Regions from separate parts of the Mus musculus genome. Here all the other regions are linked to region 7. Evidence: chromatin loops called from intact Hi-C (ENCODE). Cell type or tissue: heart. All regions are shown on one strand.

Region 1 (4,000 bases), 360 kb before region 7:
GAACACTAAAACCATCCACATCCTGTTTCACAAGGACTTCATCCTAAGGAAGGAAGTGCCCCAGGACTGGACTACAGGCCGCCCTGGTTGGTTTTATATTGCTATGATAGATACCATGACCAAAAGCCTACCGTCTATTGAGGGAAGCCAAGGCAAGAACTCATGGAACCTGGAGGCAGGAACAGAGCCAGCGACCATGGAGGAATACTGCTGAAGGGCTTGCTCCTCACGGCTCATTCACATCTGTTTTCTTCTACCACCCAGGACCACGTGCCTAGGGGTGACACTGCTCAAAGGGGGCTGGGCCTCCTCAGAGCGATCATTAATAAGGTCAAGCCTCGCAGACGTGCCCACAAGCCAATCTGATGGAGGCAATTCCTCAACTGAGGTTCCCTCTTTTTAGGTGACTCTGGTTTCTGTCAAATTGACGAGCGCAAACCAGCACGGACGCATCACATTCCTTCTACCAAGACAGGAAGCTTTTCCACCAGAAGGCATCCGCTACTATGAATCTTTCTATCATCAGTCTCGTCCGTCACTGCTACGATAGATAAATGAGATGGTCTAGTATCTGGAATGTAGAGAGAAAAGGACAAAACTCCTTAGCTGGCCATGGTGGCTCACACTTGTAATAGCAGTGTGCAGGAGAACAAGGCCAGTGTGGCTGCAAAGGTCTGAGGATGTTCTAAGTTCCAGCGGGCTGCCCTGGATGGGGAGAAGATGCTAACTGCTAGCTCTGGTGAATTCAAGAAGAAATGGACAGCATAGACTTTTAGTTTGTAAATACTAAGGGATTACGTTGTTTTAGTAATAACCGCTTCTTCCTTTAGGAAGTAGAGGTTTCTTTGGTGTCGGGGCACATTTTTTTTTCTCCCAGTTAGATTTTCATGAATAAACTATCCTGGCATCCAGAACTCATTAATATTTTAAAGAGTATTCTCAGAGTTCCTGCCTGGAGCCCTAAGAATTAAAGACTCAAGTTAGGACAGTTTCAAATAAAACAAAGGGCGGAGCCTGCATGCTAGAATCCCAGTGCTGTAATTTTTCTAGTGTCAAACCCTAGGGGGAAATTTTTTGACAATCAGGGTGAGGAACCACTGTGTGCCAAATGCTTGCTGGCTGAATGAGCAAGGTGCACTGTTGGACGCCAAGGACAGGACATGACTGAGTCTGTTGAGGATAGCCCACTGCCTGTTATTTCCTACCCCTTTAGCTATTTGGTAGGATGGTGATTCTCAATTATGCTTCCTCAGAGTACCAAAGTGTATATTGATAAGGAATTTGGGACAAATTGTAGTCACTTAGAATTACTGAATATTATCCTAAATGTCTATCATAAGCATCAAAGAGAAATGTTTAAAGACTTAATATAGTTAAGAAGCTATGACTTTTTTTTTTTTTAAATACAGAACCAAGGAGCCAGGCTCTTCTTCATATTGTTTCAATTTTAGCAAACAGTGTGAACTGCTGAAGAAACCACAGGCTGTGACTTCTTCATTGCTAAGGATCATGGGCAATCAGACCACAACTACACAATTAGTTGCCACTTAAACAATAGATTTAAGTTTGGTATTGGGTATTTCGCCCCCCAAGAAATTATGGGAGTCAAGTGTTGCAACTCAGGCCCGGTTTGATGAATGCTTTTAAATAAATTAAATTAAAAATATAAAAATCACAGCCATTGCGAGGCAGAATTCGGTGGGGTTCTGTGAGTTGTGTCCAGCCTGGTCTACATAGTGAGTTCCAGACTACTGAAGATTGTATAGTGAGACTATACTCTAGTAAAGTATCGGCTTTAGTATGTCAAAGGATTCCTCCATGCCCATGAAATTTGGAGTTTGGAATTTACCAAAAACCTGAACAGCTTTACGGACAGGTGGGGATTTGAAGAGGAGTGCTTTAAAATATGTCATGCCAAGGAATGGACGATTTCATCGAACCCGCCAAGTGTGAAATAGTGCAACATTGAAAACCCAGTAACTGGCATTTGCCCAGGGAATGTTGTCACACATAGCTTATTAGCCACAAAAACAGATTTCAGGTTTTCAAGATAATAGGTCAGCATTAAACTAGTAATGATATCGTTGCGCTTTCTGGCTCACTTAATTGTCAAAGAATAAAACAGAGAAAAGGGAAAATTAAAATTGTAACATATAAACCAAAGAAAATAAACGGTACTATATATGAATGATCACACGGGGGCGCCAGCTAAGAATTTCAATAGACCTTTATGATGACAGGAGAACCAGCTACACATCGGCTCGTTGGTCTAGGGGTATGATTCTCGCTTAGGGTGCGAGAGGTCCCGGGTTCAAATCCCGGACGAGCCCTGTAGCTTTTTAATTTTTCTTTTTTTTTGGTTGATACGTTAATGCACAGAAACCTAAAATTGTTCCTGAAAATCAAACAACAAAAACACCAAGCACACTTTACACTAAAGTAACAATAAAAGGAATAACGTGGAAGCATAAAAGTTTTCCAGTCACGTCCTTTGCCTCGCTTAATCCGATCGAAGCGCGAGTGTAGGGACCGGGGAGCTTGGTAGTTTGCAGCCGGGTTTAAACCACCGTGCCTGGGCTTCTCCGTCGTGAAGCGGGGCTGCGGCTTCCAGGGATCCTGGAACGTCGCAGTGCCAATCCCCGACACTCATGCCACGTGTGTGAGCGTCCGTCCGGGTCTCCCAGGTTTCTTCATTGGGAGTGTGTTTCAGTGCCCTGCCCTGCTGACCCACACGGAGGTCAGCTGGTCCTTAGCTTTTGAAAATAAAATAGATGGACAGCCGAGTTCAGAATAGTTTCACTGGGATCTTTGGATGAGATGCGTGAGAAAAATGAAACAACTTTAATTTTCAATATGTAAATTTTTTTCACGAAAAGAAAAAAAAAAGTAAAACCAGGGCTCGTCCGGGATTTGAACCCGGGACCTCTCGCACCCGAAGCGAGAATCATACCCCTAGACCAACGAGCCGCTCTCGGTGACGACGCTCTCAGGGCCTCCCTTAAGGCTTCCGCGGGGCTGACCTGGTCCGGAAACCATCTCGCGCGAACAGTTCTTTTGGTTCCGAGGCTCTGGGGCCCGGAACCCCTTCCCGCCGGGCCGAAGAAGGCCGGGAGGACGCGCCTTTGCCCAGAGGACGGCTCTGGAGCCGGATTGCGGGTGCCGCCCGCTCACAGCGGAACCGAGCTGGGTTCGCCGACGGGCATCCGGTCCTCGGCCACCGCCGGGAACCGGCTTGGAAGGGATCAGGCCGGAAGAGAATCAGTGCCTGAGGCCCGGAGCGCGGCGAGGGAAGGGAACGCGCCGCAGCCTTGCTCAGGGGACGAAATCTTGGGGTACTAGGAGCAGTGATCTTCCCCGAAATTCCAACTTATTAAGTAAGCAGTTTGTACTGAAGCCATTTGATGCTCAGTCCCTGAACCACTCCTGTTGTCCCCTTGTGCAATGGAAGGGACAGAGGTCCAGAGACCTTGTGGAGTTCCCGGAAGGACCCCCGCGCTCCTGGAAGGAGGACCATAGGGGCTGGAGCGGGGAGACGGACTGGGGTGGGGTGGGGGAGTGGGGGCACAATGGCAGTGAGGCAGATCTCCCTCCGGCAAATCTGAGCCTTAGGTCCTACTGTCCGGCCCAGCAGTACTCCTTACTCCAGGGTCTGAGGCTGGTCTCTGTCCCCAGCCAGGCGTCGAAACTGGGCTAGCCTTAGTCCCTGCTCTCTCCTACCAACCTTCACGCCTCACCATGCTTAATGCATTAGGGTAGGATTGTAGCCATTCCGCGTTTTCAAATCCTTTCTTCCATCCTCAGGCTACCATGGATTCAGTGCATATGTCCTTTGTCCTGTATCCTGGTCCGACTTCTCAGAGAGTCCAGCTGGCGTGTTTGTCCTCTCATTGGCTCGTGCCAGCCTCTCGGCTCCTCCTCCTCCATCCCCCCCACCCCCCCATGCTACCAAACTTCTCTGTATCTCAAGTCCCTATATTTAAGGCCAACCTGGGCTATATGA
Region 2 (4,000 bases), 370 kb after region 7:
TATAAAAGAACTAATTAGATTCTCCCTCATATAATAAAAGGGACACCAATTTCTGGAGCTCCTACATTTTTTACTGATGCAAATAAATTGAGAAAGGTGGGATATAAGTCAGAAGACATAAGTAAAGTGGTTGAGAGTCCTTATAATTCAATTAAAAAATCAGAGTTATATGCAATTTTTATGGTGTTATTAGATTTTTAAGACTCTCTTAGTGTAATAAATACTTTTCAACATGCAGAGTTGTTTTGCATGTAGAAATTGCTGAACGGCCAGGCAGTGGTGGCGCATGCCTTTAATCCCAGCACTCAGGAGGCAGAGGCAGGTGGATTTCTGAGTTCGAGGCCAGCCTGGTCTACAAAGTGAGTTCCAGGACAGCCAGGGCTATACAGAGAAACCCTGTCTCGAAAAAGCAAAAAACCAAAAACCAAAAAAAACTCAAGCAAACAGAAATTGCTGAACGTATTCAGGATGATTCCAAATTGACTTCATTGTTTATTCAGCTAAACAAGTGATCAGAAATAGAAATAGTCCATTCTATAGCACATATCAGATCCCATACAGATCTACTGGATCTTCTAGAACAAGGTAATGATACAATTTTCCAGCTATTGATAGGGAGTGTGCCAGAGGCTACAGAATTTTATTAAAAAAAAAAAAACATGTTAACAGGTTTAAAAAAAGAATTTTCTACCACTTGCCAGCAAGCTAAGGAGATTATAAAGACCTATTTGTTCCACATATAACCAAACTCCATTACCTACAGGGAGTAACCCTAAGGCACCCAAGGAAATGAAATTTGGCTGTGTTTCCTTTTATAAAGTTTGGTAAACTGAAATATGTGTGCTATAATATAGAAATATATACAGGATTTCAGTGAGAAACTACTTTAACTTCTGAAAAGGCTGATTCTGTAATTACACATTTATTAGAAGTTATTGCCTTTATGGAGATACCTGTACAAATTAAGACTGACAATGCTCTAGCATATGTCTCTAATAAAATGAAAGGATTTTTTTAAACACATTATGGTATAAAATGTATTCCAGGCATACCACATATTCTTACAGGACAAGCAATTATAGTGAGATCTAATAGTATTTAAAGAGATGCTTAACAAGCAAAAGGGGAGAACAAAGACCCCCAGAAACAGATTTGTATAGTACTTTTTTAACTTTAAATTTTTTGAATGCTAGCAAACAGAAATTAGAGCTGTTATAATTATAACAGAAATTATAATTGGAATATGGGGAAAACTGCTGAACTAAACCAGCCTGTTCATTTCAGAGATGTCCTAACCTCAGAATGGAAAAGAGGAATTTTGTTGTGCTGGGGGAGAGGTTATATCTATATTTCCACAGAAAAAGAAAAGCTATGTGTTCCTTCTAAATTGACAAAAACCAGACATAATAGGTAAAGACCTCCTGGAGATCCTGACGACAGAGAAGAACGAAATCAAAAGGCTCCAGATAGTCAACATACATGCTGGCTGGTCCCTTATAAGGAACAAATTGGTTGGAAACCGACTGGGACTTAGAAATGTCTCCAGCCATAACTTCAGCTATACATGGCCAACAAATCTTTGCCACCCGTTTATAAGGCATAGATAGAGATTTACTGCAATGTCGGTTACAATCCAAACTAGCTCAACTGTTCAAACAAGGAGCAGAAAATCATCTTTAACTGATCTGTGAGCACTGCGCATTCTGTACAAATGTCCTTAGAGAACTATATATTGCTTATTAAAGTCTGTGTGTTGCAGAATGGAAGGCCAAGAATGCAGCCCTAACAAGACTCAGCCTTGGGGATGCTGAGATGCCGAGGCTTGCTGGCCCAGCTTCTTGCCTGATTCCACTTCAGAGTATAGCAACGCTGTTTCCTCTAAAGACTTGCCTTCAGAACAGCTTCAAAACAGCTAGCTCACTTGATCCAGAATCACAGACTGATCCAGTGAGGACTTGTGTTAAGCCCTGAACTTTCTCAGCACATAGAGACTGGACAACAAACACGACAGCAGCTTTCTTAAGACTAACCATTTTTCTAATTTTCTTGAGTCCCCCAAAAGGAATTCTATGTCCAACATTAGCAGGAAGCAATTATAAAACCATTGTCCCAGTCCCTTAAGTTGGGTTGGGTGGTTTTGGTCACTGTATGAGTTATATATATGTTGTCATTTTAGGGGATGGTTACAAATAATTTGGACAGGGAGGAAACAGAATAGGGAGCCTTGGGGATTTCTATCTTCCCTTTCCTTTTCTCTACGCTTCTTTTTTCTTAGATAAAAGGAAGGGCTTGGGAAGAAAAGAGGGGTATGGAATTATCATATAGAATTATCATATAGAATTAATAGTATAAAAGGTAGATTATTGAATCTACTCTTCAACTTACAGCTCTTGATATTCTCAAATGAGATTATTTTTATTTACATTGATATGCATCACTGTATATTTATACAGGTCTAAGGTTTTTATTGGTATGAATCTTTGTATATTTATACAAAATTTTAGGTTAATTTTGTTACAACATAATGTATACATGTTTTAACTATTATATAGATATTAAGCCTATGCAGATCATTTGAAAATGCAAGATTTATCCCAATTCTTTTATGTGGGAAGCCACATGTGCCGTTGCAGGGTGGCGCTGGCTACCGCTGGCCACCATGCATAAGTTTGGGTAAACAACCAATGTGTACATATGCAGTAAAGTTTTTCACCAAGTCACTGCCTGGACCAGGCATGATAATGAGGCTCCATGAGATACTGAGAGAGAATAACCAATCAGATGAGAGACATGCAAATGAGGTATGATAATGAGGCTCAGTGAGGTACTGAGAGAGAATAACCAATCAGATGAGAGACATGCAAATGAGGTATGATAATGAGGCTCAATGAGGTACTGAGAGAGAATAACCAATCAGATGAGGAACATGCAAATAAGGTGGAAAGCATAACCAATCCGGGTGTGAGACACGCCTCTCCTAGGCCTATATAAGCAGCACCAGTTTTGGGCTTGGGGTTCTTTCGCCTCTGCAATCAAGCTCTCCCAATAAACGTGTGCAGAAGGATCCTGGTGTGGCATCTGCTTTGCTGGCGAGTCGGGCACTCACAAGACTTTTAGTAGATGCTATTGCAAACTGTTAGGGATGGTTGAGAAATGCAGGTTAATGGTCAGACAGTCAAACTAATGGTCTGTTACATACTAGTTTGGATTATCACAGAAATGTACATGCTGGTTTAAACAAGTAATAAATAGCTAGAAACAGGCAACGTTTGCTTGTTCAGGTATGCTATAAATAGGTAGATGGTCTTCAGAAACCTCAGAGACTCACAAAATATGGTATTTAAAGTTTTTTTAAAAACTTAATGTAAGGCTTTTTTGACATGGAGACATGTCAGCTCCTGGCAGTATCCCATTTGACTTAGAAGAAGATGTCGAGCATTGAAGGACCTCTAGTTGGAAGCTTAATTTGTGGCAGGCTAACCACCAGGCAAAGAAAATGCCTTAGCTTCGTCTGTAGACAAAATGATGTCCAGGACAAACAGACACAGGGAAGTCACCGCCAAGCTCTGCCAAGACAAGCAACTCCTTCATAATTCCTGCTTCACAAAAGATCTGTTAGACATTCTGGGCCAGAAGGCTGAAGATGATGCTCCAATGTTTTAGAGAATATTGGGGACTGTCAAAGCAGTAGCTATCTCTGTCATTTCTGTAATTTTTGGAAGCTGCATCCCTGCACTTCCTGCATATTCGGGTAATATATATTTTTCTCCTCAAATCTCAGATTGAGACTAGATAGCCTCAATTGAAGACTACTCTTATCATAAGCTTTAGTTGTTTAGGATTAAGAGGATGTTCTAGATCTAAGAAGATGTTTGTAGGTTGATAATGCAAGTTAGGATAGAAAATTGATTTGGATACAGAACTCTGAACTCACAGGATAGGATAGATAATAGAATACTTCTCCATAGTTGCTAAATAAAAACATTTTAAATGTAACTCT
Region 3 (4,000 bases), 230 kb before region 7:
TAGCCACTCAGCATGATTCAGCTACTTTCTTGTTTAAATTGTGCAATTAGGCCGTGCGAGCACCTGTGGTCATTTTATGCAGTTTTTCTTTTTTCTTTTTTCTTTTAATTAGAGCTTAATCTTGTAGATATTCCAGCCCTAGTTTAGGGGGTACTTTATTTATAATTCTGATAAGTATGGAACTGATAGGACTAGCTATGCTAAAACATCCTCTACAGTTTGTTAATTTAAAACATGACACCTCTCCACACACACTTTGTGGGGATGGGACAGGTTTTTACCCATGGGTCACCCCACCCCCACCCCAGTGGGTTACAGTTCACTGTTTCATGGAAGTGAGCTGCAGTCAGTTCCAGGGGATAGTTTGACTGCGGGCTGTAAAGTGTGTACCTCTCCAGAAACTGTATTTTACAATGAAGGATTTTTATTTTTCTCTCTTCAGGAAAATCCAGAGGCTACGCTGACTATGTCTTTAGCACAGACTGTCTACTGTAGGAATCATGGATTTGATCCCCAGAGTCCCCTGTGTGTTCATATAATGATGTCGGGAACTGTGACCAAGGTAAGTTCCACGAAGAGAGATGGGCTTAAAAGAATGTGGTGGCATTAAAAACCAAGGGAGGGGTCTTTGGAGAATAAAACGCAATTGATTTGTGAGTGGGCAGATGGTAAGAATATGTCCTAACACAGATTTCAACAACTAAAGGCCCTGACCAGGGTCTGTCATATAGGTGTGTCCAGTAGGGTACTTATGGGGCAAAGGACCCTTGTCCTGGAGCCAAATAGATGTAACATCTGGAAGGCTCCTTATAAAACACTCTGGCTAAAAACAGCTGCTCATTCCGAACCATTGCTCTCTAGTTTCAGGGGGCTCCTTGTCCTCGTGCCTCTGCCTCCCAAGTGCTACTTCTAAGCACTTTTGCCCTTCTTGCACATGCATTGAATAGAGTAGGTGTGAGGGCACTTTCAGGCCTGGGTGACAGCCAGTGCTTCTGGGCCATGGACAGTGCTAGCTTGGAATGACTGTTGAACAGCCAAGCTCCACCCCCATCATGGTTCCTGCTTTATTTGTGTGTGTCATTACAAGTTTGAAAGGGCACGTTTCTCTGTTTTCTTTAGGCTTCCTGTACGCTCTTGACTCTTAAGATCAGAATTTGCAACGGAACGAGGTGCCAGGCAGTTTGTGGTGTGAGAACCACCCCTTCTTAGTAAGATAAAAGTGTCCTTAGAACGGCCTGTTTATCTCCTGTTTGTCCTTCAGGTGAACAAGACAGAAGAGGACTATGCAAGGGATTCGCTGTTTGTTCGACACCCTGAGATGAAGCACTGGCCTTCCAGCCATAACTGGTTCTTTGCTAAATTAAAAATAAGCCGTATCTGGGTCTTGGACTACTTTGGTGGACCTAAAGTAGTGACACCTGAAGAATATTTTAACGTCACGCTGCAGTAAGTAATTATACATTTTCCACCATTGCCGGACTGTAGCTCTTCCCAGCACCCCCAAGGCTGAGCCTGCTAGGACCACCTCTCAAAATTACAAAACACATGGGATTACAAAGACACTAGGCATAGGAACACACACCTTTAATCCCTCTCATCAGTGTCAGATGCAGAATTAGTAAACTCACCTGTAACCCTAGACCTTGGGAGACAAGGGCAAGAGGATTAGCAATTCAAGGCCAGCCTGGAAGGCTGAAAATCAGCTCAAGTTACATGAAACTGTGTTTGAAACAAAAACAAGCCCAACAAGGGGGACCTAGTAACGGGCCTGTAGCTCTCAGCGTAGTGAAGCCTAGGGTCTATATTTTATGACATTTTCTACACCCACAACTATAACACAATTGGAAGGGATCTGTGGCCTGCAGAGGTAATGGAGTTGATTCCAAAGGGGCTACTGGAGAGAAAGGAAAAGAGTACGGGAGGTTTAAGTTCAAGTTTAGCAGTTGGGCCCTGGGGTTTGGGTGTGAATCTCAGCATTGCAAAACAATAATAAAATTACTAAGGGCTGGAGACATAGCTCAGCCCAAGGGCCTGGGTTTGGTCCCCAGTACATCTAGTCTGGAAGTAGAAAAGAACAGTATCTAAAGATGGCCTGGGCCGGGAAGAAGGGAGTGGTCAGATGTGGAGTGAGGTCAAATGAGGTCAAGGGTCAGAGGACAGAATGGGAGGGACTAGAGTGTTCCCTAAGTGACACTGGATTTTGCAATATAGGACATCTATCTACAAGCCCAAGAGGTGCTACAGCAGCTAGAGTCTGTTGAGCGTGTTTTGCTGGTCTGTGCTATCCTAATCGCTTCCTGTTCGTAGCTGAAATTCTCACCACACCCCTGTGAAGCGAGCGCTGATTGCTAGGCTGTAAAACAAGGGCCGGCCTGGGAAAGGGGGCGCTTGCATAACGCCTTTCAGCCAGCAGGTGGCAGTGCTGGGATTCAAACGCTGGGCGTCCTAGCCCTGAGCCCTCTTCTGACCCCTAACCCCGTGCTGGACGCCAGGTTCATCTTTTAGTTCACTTCCTGTTTGCAATGACTGACAACTCTGTGGAGAGATGGGGGAGGATAGTAGGACTTATAAGTCAAGACGGAATGAGTATGGGCGCAGTAAAGAAACCAAAGTAGCCGATCTGTGGGTGAAAAGAGAAAACTGTATTCCAATAAACAGCCAAGGCTGTCGCCTGGGAAAGCAGGGAAGGATTTCCAGGGTTAGACGAGAACAAGAGAACGGGGGTGGGGGTGGGGTGGGGGTGGAGTGGGGGTGGGGGTGGGGGAAGACTCGAGAGCTGGGTGGGATCTGTGAGCCAGGACTGAGGGTGCCCAGAGGCTAGCACCGACCTTGACAAGTTCTTAGGTGCCCCAGCGTATGCTAATGGAGACACACTTGTTCCTTTTGCCAGAGATAAGGAGAAAGCAAGCAGGAACTTTCTTCAAGTCCCAAGGGAATGGCGGCTTTTGTCCAAACGCCCAACCTTGGGAAAAGGTTATTTCTTTGTGGGACCAAGGAATCTTCAGTCCCGGACCTTAAATTCTTAGTGCTTATGTGTTCTTTGTTTTCATGCTATTAGAGAACAGCTCATATTAAGCTATGTAACCCCCTAACCACCACCACCCCGCTCCCTGCCGTAAATGTACATTTTAACAGCAAACTCGGGGTTGTTGGTATTTCTGTATTCCGAGCAGGGTCGAGGGTGGTGCATGGCCCATGGTAGGTGTTTTGGGGGCAGTTGCATATAGCCAGCTGATGGAAACACAGACTTTCAAATTGTCTAAAGAATCCAGTTGTCCCAGTATTGATTTTGTGGCCGTGTGCGTGGGAGGAGAGGCGCAGGCTGCTGACCCTCCCGGGGCTGACCGAGCCTCCTCCTTGATAGGATTTAGGAGGTAGCGATTGTCAGATTATTACCAGCAAGCGCGTTATGGAGGAGAGTGGCAGTAAGAATGATGGGCTGTTCTGTGAGGTCAGAGTTTACCTTCCCAGGACATCACAATCTCCGAAGAGCAGTTATCTCTGTGTAAATAACACGCCCTGGGCAGTGCTTACTTTAATAACAAAATAAAATTATGATTTCCCATAAGTCTTTGCTCTGAGTGTGTAAAATAGAGGCTCCCGTTCTGTTATGTAGCCGGGTAAGTGCTTTTCTGCAGCTCAAAGATAAGGCAGAGAGCCTTTGCTCTGATTGGGGGTGGGGGGAGTGCAGGGGGAGAGTGCAGGAGGTGGGAGTGCGGGGTGGGGAGGATGAAAGACCAGGGCAAGGCATCCCACCACAGTGGCAGAGTACCAGGGAAGGAGGCTCCTGTCCCCAAGTACCTCTGGCCACTCATTGCCACTTCAGAGTCTATGAAGACTGGGGTCTGCACATTGTCGGGAACCACCAATGGGGTCTTTGTGGTATCCTAGGCTTTCCCCAGGTCACCTTGCCAGGCTTGCCCACATGGACCACAGAAGATACTGTTTCTCTAATTAGCACAGTGCCTTCTGTAGCTAATGGCCAGGACACTGAAATGAT
Region 4 (4,000 bases), 340 kb before region 7:
TGGCCTTCAACTCACTAATTAGCCTAGAATGACCCTGAACTTCTGAGCCTCCTTTGCTACCTTTAGGGTGCTGGGATCACAGGCTTGTTCCACCATGCTGATTTTTGAGGTGCTAGGAATAGAACTTTGAACTGAATTGGCCTATCTGCACACTAAGCAAGCACTCGACATCACCAGGCCACAGAGTTTTAGCGCCCTCTAGGGGCACACATCTTGCTTCTGCTCTCTGTAGTTCCAATCCCACACAATAGAATCTTTCTGATATAACTGGGCGGGTCAGACGGAGGACCTCCCAGAGAGGGGACTAGGCAAGAGAGGCAGATGGAGCACCAGAAAATCCCACATACCCAACTCCAAATACAGGATCTTTCTCTTAATAGCTGCCGTATGAGCTTTAGCAAATCTAAATACCATTTCTGGTCCTCTATTTGTCCCAACTTTTAGTCCGACCTCCACAATCTTCTATAGATGATTTCTGGTTACTCTCATGCATTGCTTGGTTAATAAATACCCCAAATCACAATATCCCCCCACCCCGCCCCCAGGCAAGACTGATGGCCTTGAGAATCTCTGAAGGACAGAACTGGATGTATAGAAAACTCACAAGCTGAGAAACAGCACTGTTAAGCCCAGGCCATACTTTTTGTTTGTGTTTTTGTTTTTAAGTACCATGTGATAACAGGAAGGAAGGGGCAGCACCATACATGTCACGTCACGTCACGTCACGTCATGTCATGTCACGGGAGTGTGTGGGAAGCAGGATGTGTTCTGCACATACCTGAAGCTTCTCGATCAGGGGTGAGCTCTTCACCTTGATTTTAGGTGGGTGGCTGGCGCCGGATGGTGATTTCTACAGGACAAACAGACCAAAATGACCAAGTGAGCTAGAGGGAGGAGGGCGGAGGGAGGAGGGAGAAGAGAGGGTGGGCTATTAAGCCATCACCGCTTTGGTGCCGTACCACTTACCTCAGGCCTAGAGGAGACAGGCCTGCTGTTCCCACCCCCTCACCTCATCACAAGGAAGACCACGAGTTTGAGCTGAGAAGTCGGGGCAGACATTCATATCACAGGAAACCTCCCATCCCAGGAAGAATGACTTCATTGTCATTAGGAGGAAAAACTACGTCTGTGGGGATCAAGGCCTTCACCTCATGGCCTTCTGCGAGGCAACTTAACAATTGGAGGGAATTTCACAGACCAAAGGCAAAATGGCCATCCACTCTCTGGTCACAAACAAAGCAATAAATCACAGGCTGGGAATGAAATCAGGCAGAGGTATTATTAAAGCCCCTCCATTGGATTAATACTTTGGAAAATTCCACCAACAGCGTGGTTCATATGCCAGAATTTCCCCCAACACTGAATATTCATATAAACAGGCCGATGTGTGTGTTAAGTATCTACCAATCCCACCACGGATTGTGTTAGTTATATGAGGATGAAGGTGATTTAGTTTCTTCCCATAACTAACAGTCAGAGGCTGCTCTCTCTACTATGTATACTCTGCTAATTACTTTTGTGATCAGTGCACACCAGGAATCATTCCTGCTTCCAGATTACATATTTATAAATATGTATAATTCCAGATTGGTGCCTGGTTTTATTCTAAATTCCCACTACAATGCAAGAAGGACAGCAGCCACGTAATGATTAAGGGAGGGTGAAGAAACGGAAAACGCCTTTCAGGTTGATAGACAAGGCCAAGCACGGGAGGGGTTTCTCCAATAGTTTGGGCCACTCCAACCCACCCCTGTCTCCATATATGAGTGTATGGAAACCATAAGAAGAGAAGTACTGCTGATCTCTGGGTAATGTTCTGAGACATCTGGTTATATTATAGTTGTAGAAGAAGAGAGACCGACTCAGCTGGTGTCGACTCCCAGTGTCGAGGGAGAGTATGCTGCAGTGGGGCAGTGGATGACTGGGACTCAGAGACCTGCCTCCTTCTGACTCTGCTTTTGGTGGGCAGATGGATGCCTGTCCTGTCAGGATGTGGTGGCTAAGGCAAAGGATGCTGAGGCCTTCCCTTCAAGCTCTGGGTTGCCATTATCGCTGTGAGTCTCCCTCGTCAGACACTTTGCTGAGGCAGTCAGTCATGGACCCTTTTGTTTCTAGTGAGTGTCAAGATCCTCCTGTCCCAACTGGGAGGTTCTTAATTTCTGGTCTTCACAAGGGAATGGTGTTTTGGAAGTTTCAGCTTTAGAAACTACAGCAAAAATTTTGCTACCAAAGTTCACTTTAGGTGATATAATTTCAGTACTAGAGACCTAGCAGATGTCGGACTGCGGACCCTGTACTGATTTGACTACAAAACAGAATGAAGCCCCGTACAACTGCCAATGTAATTCACACCATGGACAGCAGATGGCAACATTTAGTTGATAATTTAATCACAGGCATCAGGCCAGTGGTGGGACTAAGTCAGTCAGTGGAGATGAACCAACGTGGTGTTCATACATTTTTATGTTTATGTGTATTGCTATACCATCCCAATAATGTATTATGATATAAGTTGTTGATCTGATAGTTTTGGATGGAGTGGTGTTCATGTCCTTTCAACACCCTGTCATTTGGTTTTCCCAGGTAAGGTAACTTGTCATTTTGCCTGTAGTCTGTAGGTGAAATTCTGGGGCTGACTCCACATCTCAGACACAGAATATATAGGAGTCCCAGCCATCCTACCCACCCCCATGTGTGAGCAACGTCTGTGCCTGTGGGATGTAGGTGCTCCTGTAGGCTGCACACACTACAAAGGCTTGTAACACCTCCATTTAGTCCTGCCAGGCAGGTGAACTGCACCCTCTTTCTGACAGAGGTCTCATTGTGACATCCTGGCCTGGAGCTTGCTATGTAGACCAGTCTGGTCTTGAATTAGCAATCCTCCGAAGTGCTGGCATCACTGTTGTGGTTCGTGATGCCCTACTCTGTAAATTTCAAGGCAAAAAGAAAGTGACTAACCCTGGGGGCAATGTTGTCATGAACACACAGCATCTCACTCCAGAATGGATTTTCAATCTAAAACCATTCTATCCCTTGGCCATTCCTCGAGTTTAACTTTTCAAGGAAAGCTCTAAATTTCTATTCTCATAAAGTCCCTGAAATGAAGTTGTATACTCTAGTCACTACAAACCCGACCCACTGCATCTGTTTTCGTTCCCATGAGCATCGCTTCTGCATCCCCCGCCCCCTCCACTGATGTTCTCGTTCTCATTTTACAAATAAGGTATTAGTGTGGAGCAATGAGTCCTCTTGGGGCAAGCCTAGGTTATCAGGGGACAGCTCAGATGGCCGCAGCCACAGCCCATTATACCACAGCAGAGGTGCCAAGCTCAGCAGGGAAGAGCTGCTAGGAGAAGTTGACCCTCAGTAAAGAGAAGTTGCTGGTCATAGCTTTGTCTGGGAACCCCATGAAGTCACAGCACCATGATGACAGCACTGGTGGGGACCCAACAAAAACACAGAGTTTCTTAAACTCAGCCCCTGGGATTTCTCACCTCACAAGACTACCCTTGTTCAGTGGAGGGGAAGTTATTCCCAGAGCAGGTGGACCCAGGACTCCGCACCTACTCAACGGGGGGGTAGCTGTGACTTCTCGGCCCTTTAAATGTTTCAGAATTTATTTTGGCTGAAAAAAAAAACCTTATGTGTACAGGTGCTTTGCCTGCATGTAACTCTGTGCACCGATGTCCAGAGAGGTTAAACGAAGACATCAGATTCCTTGGCACTGGAGTAACAGAACCCAGGTCCTCTGAAACAGCAGCCAGTGCTCTTAACCACTGAGCCATATCTAAGTACCAAGTTTACTGCTCTTTAATCACACTTATCTAGTATTAATTTGTTTGTTTATTGTGTGTGTGTGTATGTGTGTGTTGCACGTGTGTCACTGCATGCGTGTAGAGGTCAGAGAACACCCTTTGAGAGTGGGTTCTTTCCTTTTACCATGTGGTTACTAAAGACAGAACTCGGATTCAGGCCAATGAATGGACTTGATGGCACGTAA
Region 5 (4,000 bases), 150 kb after region 7:
ATAAGGTCTACTGCATACGAGTGTGTGGGTTAGATGCGATAACAAGTATCCAGTCCTTGGAACAGTGCGCAGCATAATGACATACATATCGTAAATAGTAGTTATGGCCTTTATTGTCCAAGCTCGGCTCTCGCCAATCTGTCACTACTCACACTGTGCCCCTTGGGGTTGTCACTGCCGATTTCTGCTGTTTGTTTTTTTTTCCTTTGCCTCCAATGTCTAACATATCACACACGCTGCTCCAGCCTTCTAGCTTTTTATGCGATTAATGCACAGCTGCCTTTCGAGATTCAAAGCAGCTATCAGCCTTCGTAGGAATCGTCCCCCAAGTGGCCAGTCTATGTTATAATCATGAGATACCCTGGTTGCTTGGTTTCAAACTCACTTTTGAGGGAAGAACTCACGGGTTGTATGCCCTGGACATGGTGGACCGACATAATGGCTAGTCACGGTAGAAACAACGCCAGGCAGACCCCAACTGCTCTGCCTGTATTATCAGCTTTAGCTCTCAGCACAATCTTAGGAGATGTATTATCATCAACATCTCCATTTTGTAGTGAGAAAAGAGAGTCTCAGAGCGGCCAAGGCCATTCAGCTAGCAGCAGGGTGAGGATTTGACTGAGGCAGCCTGGTCTGTGCCTGTGGTCTAAGCTGTTAATGTGCTGCCTCGTCAACACCAACGAATAAATAAATAAACAACTTCCAAGGGCAATAGTCAGAACCAAGTGAGCTGGAACTCAGTGGTTAACTAGTGTGGTACCTGGCTTATGGTGGTGCACTGTGGGTGTTGGATGAAGGAAGGGATGGGTGAGAATAAACCATGGGCTGAGAGGGAACCAAGGAGAGAGAGGCTGGTCACAAATGTGAGTGCTGGGATCCGAGCCAGCCTCATTTACACACCGGTATTCCAGGGTGTGTGCTTCTGTGCACACTGGTCTCCCAGGGTGTGTGCCTCGGTGCTGTTTTGTGCTTTTCCTTTGAGTCAGTGTGTCATGCCTCCCAGATTGGCTTAGAACTTGCTACATAGCCAAGGACGACTTTGAACTTTTCCCTCCCTTCACCTCTGGAATGCTGGGATGATCGGCACGCGCCGCAACACCAAGTTTACACGGCACTGGGATCAAATCCAGGCCTTTACGTGTGGTAGGCAAGTACTACCAGCTAAACTACAACCCCAGTCCCTAAAGCTCAAAAGCAAATCTTTAAAAGTCTAAAGTTATCTAGCTAGATAACAAGAGGAATCTACCAGCAGGTACTGCCCTTCTGTTTGACATGTTGTTGGTTTGCTCTGGGGGACGAAGATTGAGTCAGGGCAGGTCTACACCAGGTCCTGACAGACATTTCCTCTTTCTCTCAGGAAAGAGTGGTCACCTGGAATTTTGTGACAAAGAAATACATCTATGGGAACCGTTATGAGAATCGAGTGAGAGTATCTAACGATGCTGAGTTGTCAAATGCCTCTATCACCATCGACCAGCTGACCATGGACGACAATGGCACCTACGAGTGCTCCGTGTCACTGATGTCGGACCAGGATGTCAACGCCAAGTCTCGAGTCCGCCTCTTGGTCCTTGGTGAGTGTCTCTGTCTTTTCCTGTGGGAGGAGGGTGGGCAGAGAGGCGCTGTCAGCAGCAGAGCCATGGTTCTGTCTCTCCCTCTGTCTCTCAAATGCTCTCCGGGGGTTCTCGGTGGCTAGCAGGGTGTTTCTGAGGGCAGAGGTGTGGCTTTGGAGTCACCCCTTGCTCCCGTTGCTCGTTGCCCTCCATACCAACTCTTCTTTCCCCTTCCAAACTCATTACTGAAAAGAAGTGAAGGGGATCCCCCAAGCAATACACGGGTTCTCATCTTGTGTGGCACTCACAGGGCCAATCGTGACCCCCATAGGTGACTCTTTCCCTGCTCTCAACTCTGTTCCACACCAGTTTTTCCACCCTTCCTCTAACAAAGGCACAGTCGCCAACCAATGGGAAGTATGTCCCAGGATAGCATCCTTTTCACAGGAGAATTTGTTGGAATTTATAGTTTTGGAGAGGCGAGGAAACTCATCTGCTTTAATTTCTGAGTAGGTGAGGCCCACAGGAAGTAATTGCCTCAAACCAGTTACTGGGATTGCTTTAATGAGAATCTAGTCTATGTGCAGTGTGAGCAAGGCCCCACTTCTGGGAGGTAGCATCTCTGTGCATCAAAACAGAGGATCCTTTTTCCTCTTTTTCCTTTACACTACTTGGCAGAAGCTCTTTTAAATTGTATGTGGTAGTTGTTGGACTCATAGAAAGCCTTATAGCGTGTCAGACTACACTGCGGTTATCAACTAATGCTGCCTAAAGAATAGGCAAGACCTCTTCCACCCCGCCACCATGTGGCAACCAGTGGTAATGCAGGCAGGCGTCTTAGACTTCGCCCGGCGTTCTCCCAACGCACACCACACACTCAGACACTTTGCTCTTTCCTGTGAAGACGTGAGATATTATAAAGCACTTAGCAAGTTGCTTCTTGACAGCGCACCGTGAACACCTCAGGTTTCAACGCTTTTTTTTAGCTCTTGTTTGAACAAGCAATACTACAATATACCCCTTTATCTCACTTTGTGTAGAGGTATGAATAAAAATCATAAGTTATATATACATATGAGGATTATATATACACAGACTTGTATAACATTTGGGTTCTTTAAATACCTGGCCTGCCTTTTTTGACAGAGGATTTCAAACAAATGGCAAGAATCGGTGTAAATCTGAAACCTGATTCTGCTGGTCCTCCAACCAAACTCCGGCCCGTACATCAAGGACCACCTACTTTTAAAGACAATCAGATTAACCCGAAGAGTTAAGGCTACACGTTTAATATGAGAGTATGGAATTCGTTGAAACTAACCTCTTGCTTTAAAAAAAATTACATGTTAATAAACCCAGCAATATTCTTTGTGAAAAGTTTTCTTTCTCGGTGTCTATATAACTAGATAATTTTTACAAGAGAATGACTTTAATTATACGGGGCGGCTCATTCTGGGGAGGCTAGCAGGAAACTCCGACCTTAGCCCCGGGGAGCTAGCCTTGTCTAGCTCACCTGCAGGAAGCCCCTAAGTCAGAAGACTCAGCAGCCTGTGCGGCAGGTGTTAAATCCTTGTCCTGGCCTCTGGCGCCCCCTGACGTCTTCAAAGGGAACAGACGGCATCTGAGAGGCTTTGAAGCCTAACACATCCCCTCCCACCCTCCATGGCCTCTCCCTCAGTAATTACTCAGGTAACCTTCTGTTTGTAAAACAGGCCACGTGAGAACAAGACCCTCTCCCTTGTGAGTTTCTGCTCCCTCGCCAGTCCTCTTGGCTCCCGCCCGCGGGCTCTTTAAACTAGATCTAACTCGAGATCCCGGCTGTTTGTGATTGGGGCGCTGAAGATCTGGAGAGAGAGGGCCCGGGTGTGCCTGGCACAGGGCCCGCAGGAAGTTTAGAGCCTGTGGTCAAGGGCCTGGAGCGAAAGATCTCGACTCAGTCCTCTTGAAAGCATATCTCTCTTGCTGGCCATCACCCTGGCGGGCAGTTTCTGGAGTTCCTGTTCAGACCACACCCAAGGAGTGGATGAAGCAGGTGCTAGTTTTCCAAACAGGCGCCTTTGCCTTTTACGCCTCAGCAGTTGGTCTCTGGCACTTTCCTTCCCACTTCTGTCTGTATCCGACAACTCCACCCCGCCCCGACCAACCAACCAACCAACCAACCAACCAACCAACCAACCAACCAAAAACTAGCTTGGGGGGTGGGTGGTGTCCCTCTGCTATTCCACCACTTAGTCTAATGAGTGTATGGGAGTTTGCCGCTGCGCCTCCTGCTAAAGGCATGCCTGAGAGTGAGGTTGGCTAGGTAAGGGCCCTGCAAGGTTCTGGTGTGCGGCCCAGGAGGGAGAGAGAACCACAGCAGGAAGGAATGCTCAGAGGGTAGGTTCGCCTCCCCTTCACCGCCAGTCTCAGGTCTGCTAACTCCCGGGCGGGCGGGCAGGATGCTGCAG
Region 6 (4,000 bases), 540 kb before region 7:
CATGACCCAACACACTCAACAAAACTCACGGTACACAGAACGAAAAAGGTGGAACCCTGCGTCCACAGTCCTGAAGGTTGTTTTTAGAAAGCTTAACTAAGAAACAGAAAATGCCAAGTGTGTTTTCCAGGGGTGGGAACAGGAACGTGAAACCTTACACCACCTAAAAGAGGTCTACGGGACTGACAGCAGGCTGGACCTGGGAAGGCGCGGGGGTGGGGAGGGCTCCGCGATCTCTTTTAGGTTTGGGCTAAGCGCCACGGTTTACAGCGAGCCCGGCTGGGGTGTCAAGTCCCTGAGGGTGGTCAACAGCGTCTCTCTCGGGCGACATCTAACCCCTTGCGGAAGCCGAAGAAGAAGGTGGACAAGCAACACCTTGAGGTCTTCGGCTGAGCGGGGACAGCTCCGGAGAAAAGCAAAAGCGCCAACTTTGGCGTTCAACGTGGCATCTCCGTAAGGCTCGCGGAGTCTTCTCCGGAGTCCCAGCCCACGAGCGACCCCAACACCTTTCCGGGCTTAGTGCCGCCTCCCCACGGCCCGGCTCTCCGAGGGAAGCCCAGCTTGAGCCGCGCCTGGCAGCTTGCAAAGGGGACCCCGACCTTAGGAGGAGCGGGCGCGGATCGCCGTCATCCCACCTGAGACCTAGCCTGCGGGGCGCCCCGGTCGGGGCTCGGTCCGGTCGCCAACAGCCCCGGCGGCGCCCCCTCCCCCACCTCTGGGCGGCGACCTCAGCGCCGCCGCCCCGGGGCCCCCGCTCACCCAGGTAGCGGCTCCTCAGCCGGGACGGGTCCTCCAGCCCAAGGGACCTTTTCCTCACGTCCCACAACAGGTGCGGGCAGGAGCCACTCCGAGCCATGGCTCCGCAGGGGCTGGGGTGGGAAAGGGGAGACCACCGCGGGGGGTGGGGAGGGGAAGAGAGGGAGGGGACAGGCCGATCAACACCCGAGCGGCACCAGCACCATGCGCGCGCCCCGGGGCCTCGCCGGCGCCGCGACTCAGAGGGCGGCAGCCACGGCCGCGCCTTCTCCCCGGGAGCGGAGAGGTACCCGGGCCACGGCTCGCCTCATACTCTCCTCAGACTACCCAGAACATCTAGAGATCGGCAACAGTCCCCTCCCTCGACCCCCCTCCCGCGGGAGGCGGAGGCGAAGGCGGAGGCGGCCGCGAGCTCCTCCCTCTCCTCCCTAGACCACGCCCCCTCCCGGCCCTTCTCGCGAGAGGATGCACACGGGCAACAGAAGCCGCTGTGCGTCACGATTGCCCTCACCCTAGGAGAGGAGCTTGAGGGCGCTCTAGCCTACTCCTTAATGGATTGGAGAGGCATGACGGAAGCCGCTGAGGTTGTCTTGCTCACGCCTCTCGAGTCAAAGGAAAAAACCGGGCGTGATGACCCATGCATGCAATCCCAGCAGTCGGGAGGCTGGACCATAGCGAGATCCAAGCCAGCCTGGGGTACACAGCGAAGACACCGACTCAAAAACAATAAGTAAATAAGAGGAAGTCCGACAGGTATCCAGCGTCATCTTCAGTTCGGGAGAGGGAAGCCCAGAAAGCTTATTAGTCAAAGTGAGGGACCGGGCGGAAGTGCGGCTTCAGGTTCCCCTCTCCAACATGGCCTCCAGGGCCGGAAGGAGATGATTTCTGGCCACGCCTCTTCCGCTCTGTGAGGCCAGCCAATTAGAGCAGGCCGTTAAGCTTGCGCAACGCCTCGCCCGCCTAGCTCTAGCGGCCCCAGCACGGCGACCTCTGTAGCACCTGTTGCCATGACTCCTCCCCCTCGGTCTCCCCAACCCGCTCGCAGGAGGCGGGCCGGGGCGGGCTTTTGCTGAGCTCCGCCCCCCTGAGCCTTTGCGGGACTCGGCCTCTAGGTGCTTCACCTCTGGCTGCCAGAGCCGGGGAAGGGCGCCCTAGGGCAGAGGCGGACGCCCCAGCGCTGCAGAGAGAAAGTGACGAGCCGCCCTTCGTTGTCAGCCAGGAACGCGGACACAGCGGCGCTCCCACCCTGCTGCTGTCGATCCCTAGGCCGCCGCGATGGCAGCTGCCGGCGCCCGAGGCCTGCGGGCCACCTACCACCGACTCATGGATAAAGTGGAGTTGTTGCTGCCAAAGAAATTGAGGCCGCTTTACAACCACCCGGCAGGTAATGAATCCTGAACGGCTCGCACGGAGATCGTTCCTCTCCCTCCGAAACCGGGACATTAGAGGCCCTGTGACAGTTGAGTTGCTACCGGAATCCCAGAGCCCTCATCTCGCCACTGAAGGGAATCCATCAATTCTCCTAGTCTTTCACCTTGTTTCATCTTAGGTCTCTTTCCAAAAACCGAGTATCAGCACCCAGTGCCCTTGTTGACTTTTGATGTCTTCGCTCCCTTAAACACTGCTCACACTCCCGACCTCTCCTCCAGACTTGAACCTTACTTAACTCCTGAGAGCCACGAAGGGGTCTTGGGCCACCATGAAACCCTCCTTCTCCTCCCCTTTCTCCCTCCGTGAATTTCTAACGCACACGTGGGGTAGAGCTGAAAAGGTGTCTGTCTGGTCTCAGCAGAGGGTTTGGAGTAAAGGTCATACTTTAGTTCCTCTTGGCAGAGGCCTGCTAAGTGAGCCCTCCCCAAAATTGGACGCTCCCCACCCCCATCCCCTTCCCCTTCCCGGTTCAGTCAATGTCAACCTGGTTCCATAGACCCAGTATAATAAGCCAGTCATTATGCAATCACTGACCAGGTTATATCTGTGTTTTATGTGGGCAGATATGAATACAGTTCTGTTCCACCGCTCACCAAGATGTGACCTTGGGCAAAATTCTATACCTCTGTCTTAATTCATATAAAATGTATTCAGTGTGAAAATCAAAAATAACATATGCTTGATTCTTTGAGGATGTTAGCTGTCACAAGTACTGGATAAGAATTCTTGTAGTTAAAATAATTCTTTAAGAAACTGGAAGGCCCCTGTCCCTCTAGCTCTTTATCACAGTTATTAAATTAGTTTATTTCTAATACAAAATGGGTGATAGTAATACTTGGGTGAGGACTAAAATCTGATTATATTATGAAGTCTTTCAAGCATAAAATTGAGCAAATAGAAAAATTTACTCACAGTGGAAAAATGGAGTTGCTAACAAAAAAGTGAACTTTGCCTTTACATAGATTAAATCCATAGTCTACAATTGATATTAGAAAGATTTAGTTCTGTTTGTTTCTTTGTTTGTTTGAGACAGCGTCTCTGTATAGCCCAGTCTGTCCTGGAATTCAGCTCTATAGACCAGGCTGGCCTTCAACTCAGAAATCCACCTGCCTCTGCCTCCCAAGTGCTGGGATTAAAGGTGTGGGCCACCATGCCCAGAGGAAGGTTTAGTTCTAAGGGATGAGGCAGTTCTCTAGAGCCTGGGCTGGTTATTAAATCTGGTGTCCACTCTAATAACAGAATGGTCTATACCTCTGCATAGATGGTAATTTTAACACTTAATGGCATTACTGCAGTATGAAAACCATTATAAAACTTGTTTTAAGGAACTTTATTGATGAAGTTTGTTTAGTTACCTATTAGTTTTTACATTTTTCTGCTTTGTTATGTTTTATGGCAGAGATTTTCAGAAGATAATAATTTGACAATCTATGTAATGATCAGAATGTTACAAAATCAACTGAGGTCTTTGGCAATTCTTACCCTCCAGCTTTGGAGTGAGGACAGTGTGGAGCAGGCTCAGTTTTAAAGCACTTAAGCTAACAGAGAATTGGAAAGTAGTCTTTTGTTGATCTTTTTCAAGACCCTGGCTTTTAGCCACTTGTAATTATTGTTTATAGTACTTAAACTGTACAGAGTATTTTGTGCATTTCATCCGGAAGTCTTTGGGTTAATTCTGTTTTAAGTGTAATAAAAGGAACACAGAGTTGGAAGACAGAGGCAGGTTAAATCTTGACTTTAACGAATTCCCCAAACCTTAGGAATCTTTTTGTTTGGTTAGTTGGTTATTTGTTTTGTGTTTTGTTTTTGGTTT
Region 7 (4,000 bases):
CATAGGCCAAATGTCCTAAGCCTAGAAAAAACAAAAATCAATTCTGACACCTTAAAGCAAGAGGCCAGCAGGCTAAGCAAGTTCCAAGATCAGAGTGGACACAATGCCTCTGTTTATCTTCTATTTTCACTCATTTAACCATGACCAAGGAAAACATAACCCCATTTCTGTTTTCCATACTGCTGCAATTAAAACAGGCAGGTCTATGTCAGTAACAGCACAAGAATGCCGGCCTCCCTTCAAGTTGGTGCAGAAACTGGAAAAGCAGCCCTGCTGAGAGAGTATCCAAGTGTTGTCAGCCGGACTTTCTAAAATACCTCGCTACTCCATCACTCCTGAAAGGGAAGTCTGCCGGTTTTACAAATACTACAAATCTTTACATAGCCTGACCGAGTTAACTCAGGAAGAGAGTGACTATTCCCACAACAAAGTCCTGTATTTGTACTAAACCAGTAGCTCACAGAAGCCTCTGTAAATTGGAAATAAGGTCCACATACTATGAACTGAAAGATAAACTCCTTTTAGAAGAAAACAAGCCAACCTCAGAGCTGATGCTTAGCTCGGAGCTGTTTTTATGCTGGAAGGTCCCCAAGAGGATGTGTTTTGCCTGCGGAGGAGGGGACTCGAGTGGCAGTTGATGGGGGAGTCATTTTGGTTATTAGTAAATAAATCAAGCAGCAGAGAACAGGGCCTAGGCAACTAGGGCAGTCCAGGCCTAGTTCTCTCCTTGTCTTCCCAGCACAGACTGGGTTTGATCTCAGAGTCCTGTGGATTGCCAAGGAGGAGGAGAAGGAAAAAAAAAAAAAAAGAATCATATCGAACCACAAAAGCACATGGGGCGAATGTAAAATATAAACACGGCGTTGGGCTGTGAGTGGCTGTTATTAAAGGTCTGAATTACTAAACATGAGAGGCGGGGAAAGCCAGGCGGCCATTTCAAGAATATAAACCTCCCTGAATTAGACATTATTCAAATGAGAAGCAAGTAGAGAAGACCCAGCACGCAGCTAGAAAGCACTACCACACACAGTCAGGGAGGGGGATCTCCGTGTCTAGCCACCACCCCCGCTCCCCGCAGTACAGGAGAAATCTAGAATATGATCAACTTGTCAGGCCAGCCCTTTGAGGGCAGGAGGGCAATCCTTTACGGTCCAGTTCTCGGGTGACCTCCGAGAGCTCCGAGGCCTCAGAGCGAGAGGGTCCCCAAGGCTACCAGCGCGTGGGGGGGGGGGGATGTGCGCGGAGGAGCTACCAGACCCCGCGAGCACCTCCAACCCAACTGTCCCGCGCGACCCACAGCAGCGCGGACCTCTGGGTGAGGGCCCGGGACACACGGACAACCGAAGCCATTTCCACGGAGGGGAACTTCCCCGAGGGTTCCTCCCACCTAGCCCAGCCTCCAAAGGGTCCGGGGGACCCCAGAGCGAGCTCACAACCCGAAGGCCAGCTCACAGGGCCCACGCCACGCTGCCCCTAACCAGAGACACGGACTGGCTGGGGTCAGGCCGCTGCCCCGGGCACGAGCAGGGCGCGGCTGAGGGGCCCCGGGCCGTGACCCCCGGGCTCGGCCCCACGCGGACCCCCCGCACGGCCGGGGGCAGGGCACCACTCCCCGGTGCGTCCCGCAGCGAGCAGCGTTCCCCAGCCCGAGCCCGCGCCGGCTCCCAATCCTGGGGGGGCGCCGCGCGGGTGTCCGGCCACCGGGGTCCGCTCGGGCCCCGCCGCCCACCGGCATTGTGCTCGCCGCCACCTCTGGCCCCTCCACGCCCCCCCACCGCCCGTCCAGGTCTCCCGCCCGCACCCCGCCGCGCCCCGCCAGCCCAGCAGCTATGAATATGTAAAATGTCTTTATTGTCCTCTCCCGGTGCCCCGGCCCCGCCGCCTGCCGTGGACCCGCTTAGATTCGGGCACCGTGCGAGGAGGCGGCGGCGGCCGGCGGAGGAGGAGGGCCGGTGCCGGCGGGCGGGCCGGCGCGGCAGCCGCGGGGTGGGCCGGGGGCAGGAGGAGCGCGGTGGCTCACAGCCCCCTTTGCCCCGGGTCTTCTTCCCCCTCCGCCCGGCCGCTCCGAGCTCCTTTTCCCCCTCCGCTCGGCGCCCAGAGGGGGCTGTGTTCCCCGGCCCCCCATCTCCTCGCCGTTAATTATAATAATCCTGAGTACTAATAAATTATGCTAAGTCGCGGGGGGGGCAGCGGGAGCCCGGCTCGAGTATGAATATGAATATGTAAAATGCTGTAATGATTACCTGCTGCTGCTGCCGCCGCGGCTGAACTCTCATCTTGACTCGCTGCTCCTCCGTCCGCCATTTTGAATATTTTAACCAAAATCGCCCGGTCGATAAACCCTCCCTCGCTCCCGCTCCCCTCCCCCTCCCGCCCTGCTCGCCGCCTCCCTCCTCTCCGCACCCTCCCGTTCCTTCCTCTCCCGAGGCGCGCGCCAGGGGGCGCCCGAGGCCGGCGCTGCTCTCCGCCGGCCCCCTTGGAAGAGCTCCACCCCCCTGCGCGCGCGGTGCGCACGCGCGTCCAGGCTGCAGGGACCCCGCCCCCTCAGGCTTCTAAAGTGCCCCCTAACCTGCCAATCATCTCTTCCTTGTTTTGTTTTTTTTTCTTTCCCCCTCCCGTCCGCGCCGCTGTGCGCACGCGCAGTTTTCTCCACGCGCCGGAGAGGTAGGAAGCGCATGCGCGTCTCTTCGCCCCCTCCCTCCCCCCGGGAGCGCGGCTTCACCCCAAAGTGTAGTATGTCAAGTGCTTGTTTACGTCTCGGGATGGGCTTCCCGTCTTCCGTGTTAGTCCCCTCCCGGATAAGTTCGGGGTTTCCACGGCGGTACTGTAAAAGGGCAACATGCCCGGCGTCTCGCCGCGAGGACACGCGTGAGGGACTAGCGAGCGCTCCACGGCCGCGCACTTTTTCAGGACTCCCTCGCAGTTGACTGCGACAATGGAGGGGACCGCTCCCCGCCGAGGTAATTTCCGGCCCTGTGTGCAGGTGGGGGCGGAAACGCCCTCGGCGGGCAACGGGCACGAGGCACCTGCTGGGCCACGCGCGGACGTCCCGCTTTAAATTTGAATCCGAGCTAATCCCCGCCCCGCGCCTCAGCCCACGCCGCAGATTCGGGGCGGGGCCGGCGGGCGGACTCCTGGGGGCGTGTCCTGGCGGCTCTAATTAGCCAGGCAAAGAGTCGCCTCCACTTGTCGCGCGTGCCCGGCCCAGCCTCTGTGGGAGCGGCCGTCCGAGTCGCCCGGACGCCCTTGCACGCGCCCACCCGTGCGAAACAAACAGACCCCATCTGCGTAGGGATTCTTTTTTCTTTTTTTTTTTTTTTCTTCTGGAGCACCTTTTAAAGGCTAATTGTAAACTGACCTGATTAAAACCATGCAAGTTGGCAATAGCGCCAACGGTTACGAATTCTCTTTGCTCTGTCGTTCAGTAAATACGATCGCGGGGGGCGGGGGGTGGGGGTGGTGATATTCCTCTTGTGACCATCTTCCTAAGTAATTAGCCAAAATATTGCCCAGATTGCTCCTTTATTGCAAAAAAAAAAAAAAAAAAAAAAAAAAAAAAAGGCCTGGATGAAGACCCAAATCTATTTTACTAATTCTTGACAAGTCCCAAGATTTTCCTAAAAAAATTTCTAAGGATAAAAACAAAAATATTGTGTGGTAAGAATAAATAGGTCCTAGGCTGTCCTTGAGAGGGGTATTCCTAAGTTTCAACTGGGTAAAACTGCAGGTTCTGCACACACACACACTCACACACACACACAGCCCTAAACACCCTAAATAAACAGATCCCTACCTGGAAGCAATTATTTTAGCGGTTAAAGTTTTCATTGTGAGCCCGAGGTTGCTTGTTGAATTCTTTACTCTGCACAAGTACACCTAAAACTGTCTGTCTGTTACAGCTAGTGATTTGAGGTGAGATTGATTTATTCGAAGTAATTAAGCCTTAGGGTGTGCACATGACTGCTTAAACCAAATAATTGGTCCACCCTATAATTATTTC

What was found. Peaks named below come from ENCODE experiments on the same cell type or tissue, not always from the same donor. Only the 100,000 strongest peaks of a DNase experiment are listed, where the experiment ranks them.
Region 1: a loop joins it to region 7, with 4 times the contacts of the local background. A loop is called at or near these places in 3 of 42 quality-filtered maps.
Region 2: it touches region 7 in a loop (8-fold over the local background); 13 of 42 quality-filtered maps call a loop at or near these places.
Region 3: a loop joins it to region 7, with 5 times the contacts of the local background. A loop is called at or near these places in 17 of 42 quality-filtered maps.
Region 4: a loop joins it to region 7, with 2.2 times the contacts of the local background. A loop is called at or near these places in 3 of 42 quality-filtered maps.
Region 5: a loop joins it to region 7, with 6 times the contacts of the local background. A loop is called at or near these places in 30 of 42 quality-filtered maps.
Region 6: it touches region 7 in a loop (18-fold over the local background); 7 of 42 quality-filtered maps call a loop at or near these places.

What each region holds. Positions count from the first base shown.
Region 1 is chr1:165,639,376-165,643,375 of GRCm38, forward strand. It overlaps n-TPagg2 (a tRNA gene), which reads left to right and starts at 2,259; the gene lies at 2,259-2,330. n-TPcgg2 (a tRNA gene) reads right to left here and starts at 2,967; the gene lies at 2,896-2,967. In heart, a CTCF peak has its summit at 2,196 (motif pointing right); DNase peaks (open chromatin) are centred at 2,276, 2,636, 3,146 and 3,846; H3K4me3 peaks cover 2,897 bases; H3K27ac peaks cover 2,019 bases.
Region 2 is chr1:166,371,484-166,375,483 of GRCm38, forward strand. No RefSeq gene overlaps it. Among named protein-coding and RNA genes, the nearest start is that of Tada1, 5.7 kb to the right of the region's middle. In heart, no CTCF peak of the experiment used is centred here; no DNase peak of the experiment used is centred here.
Region 3 is chr1:165,769,371-165,773,370 of GRCm38, forward strand. It overlaps Creg1 (cellular repressor of E1A-stimulated genes 1), which reads left to right. Exons shown (of 4, transcript NM_011804.3): 2 at 443-562; 3 at 1,262-1,446. Among named protein-coding and RNA genes, the nearest start is that of Creg1, 7.6 kb to the left of the region's middle. In heart, a CTCF peak has its summit at 2,400 (motif pointing right); a DNase peak (open chromatin) is centred at 2,401; H3K4me3 peaks cover 680 bases; H3K27ac peaks cover 1,110 bases.
Region 4 is chr1:165,658,595-165,662,594 of GRCm38, forward strand. Rcsd1 (RCSD domain containing 1) reads right to left here. Exons shown (of 7, transcript NM_178593.3): 4 at 779-850. Among named protein-coding and RNA genes, the nearest start is that of n-TPcgg2, 18 kb to the left of the region's middle. In heart, CTCF peaks have their summits at 206 (motif pointing left) and 2,357 (motif pointing right); DNase peaks (open chromatin) are centred at 237 and 2,357; H3K27ac peaks cover 729 bases.
Region 5 is chr1:166,151,211-166,155,210 of GRCm38, forward strand. It overlaps Gpa33 (glycoprotein A33 (transmembrane)), which reads left to right. Exons shown (of 7, transcript NM_021610.2): 3 at 1,358-1,574. Among named protein-coding and RNA genes, the nearest start is that of Gpa33, 23 kb to the left of the region's middle. In heart, a CTCF peak has its summit at 2,366 (motif pointing left); DNase peaks (open chromatin) are centred at 2,381 and 3,171; H3K4me3 peaks cover 765 bases; H3K27me3 peaks cover 822 bases.
Region 6 is chr1:165,459,372-165,463,371 of GRCm38, forward strand. Dcaf6 (DDB1 and CUL4 associated factor 6) reads right to left here and starts at 1,092. Exons shown (of 19, transcript NM_028759.1): 1 at 760-1,092. The coding sequence starts at 856. Mpc2 (mitochondrial pyruvate carrier 2) reads left to right here and starts at 1,889. Exons shown (of 5, transcript NM_027430.3): 1 at 1,889-2,140. The coding sequence starts at 2,032. In heart, CTCF peaks have their summits at 346, 1,240 and 1,870; DNase peaks (open chromatin) are centred at 280, 1,180, 1,790 and 2,470; H3K4me3 peaks cover 3,110 bases; H3K27ac peaks cover 2,931 bases.
Region 7 is chr1:166,000,319-166,004,318 of GRCm38, forward strand. It overlaps Pou2f1 (POU domain, class 2, transcription factor 1), which reads right to left and starts at 2,316. Exons shown (of 16, transcript NM_198932.3): 1 at 2,244-2,316. The coding sequence starts at 2,304. In heart, CTCF peaks have their summits at 2,429 (motif pointing right) and 3,156; DNase peaks (open chromatin) are centred at 983, 1,423, 2,503 and 3,133; H3K4me3 peaks cover 3,502 bases; H3K27ac peaks cover 3,600 bases.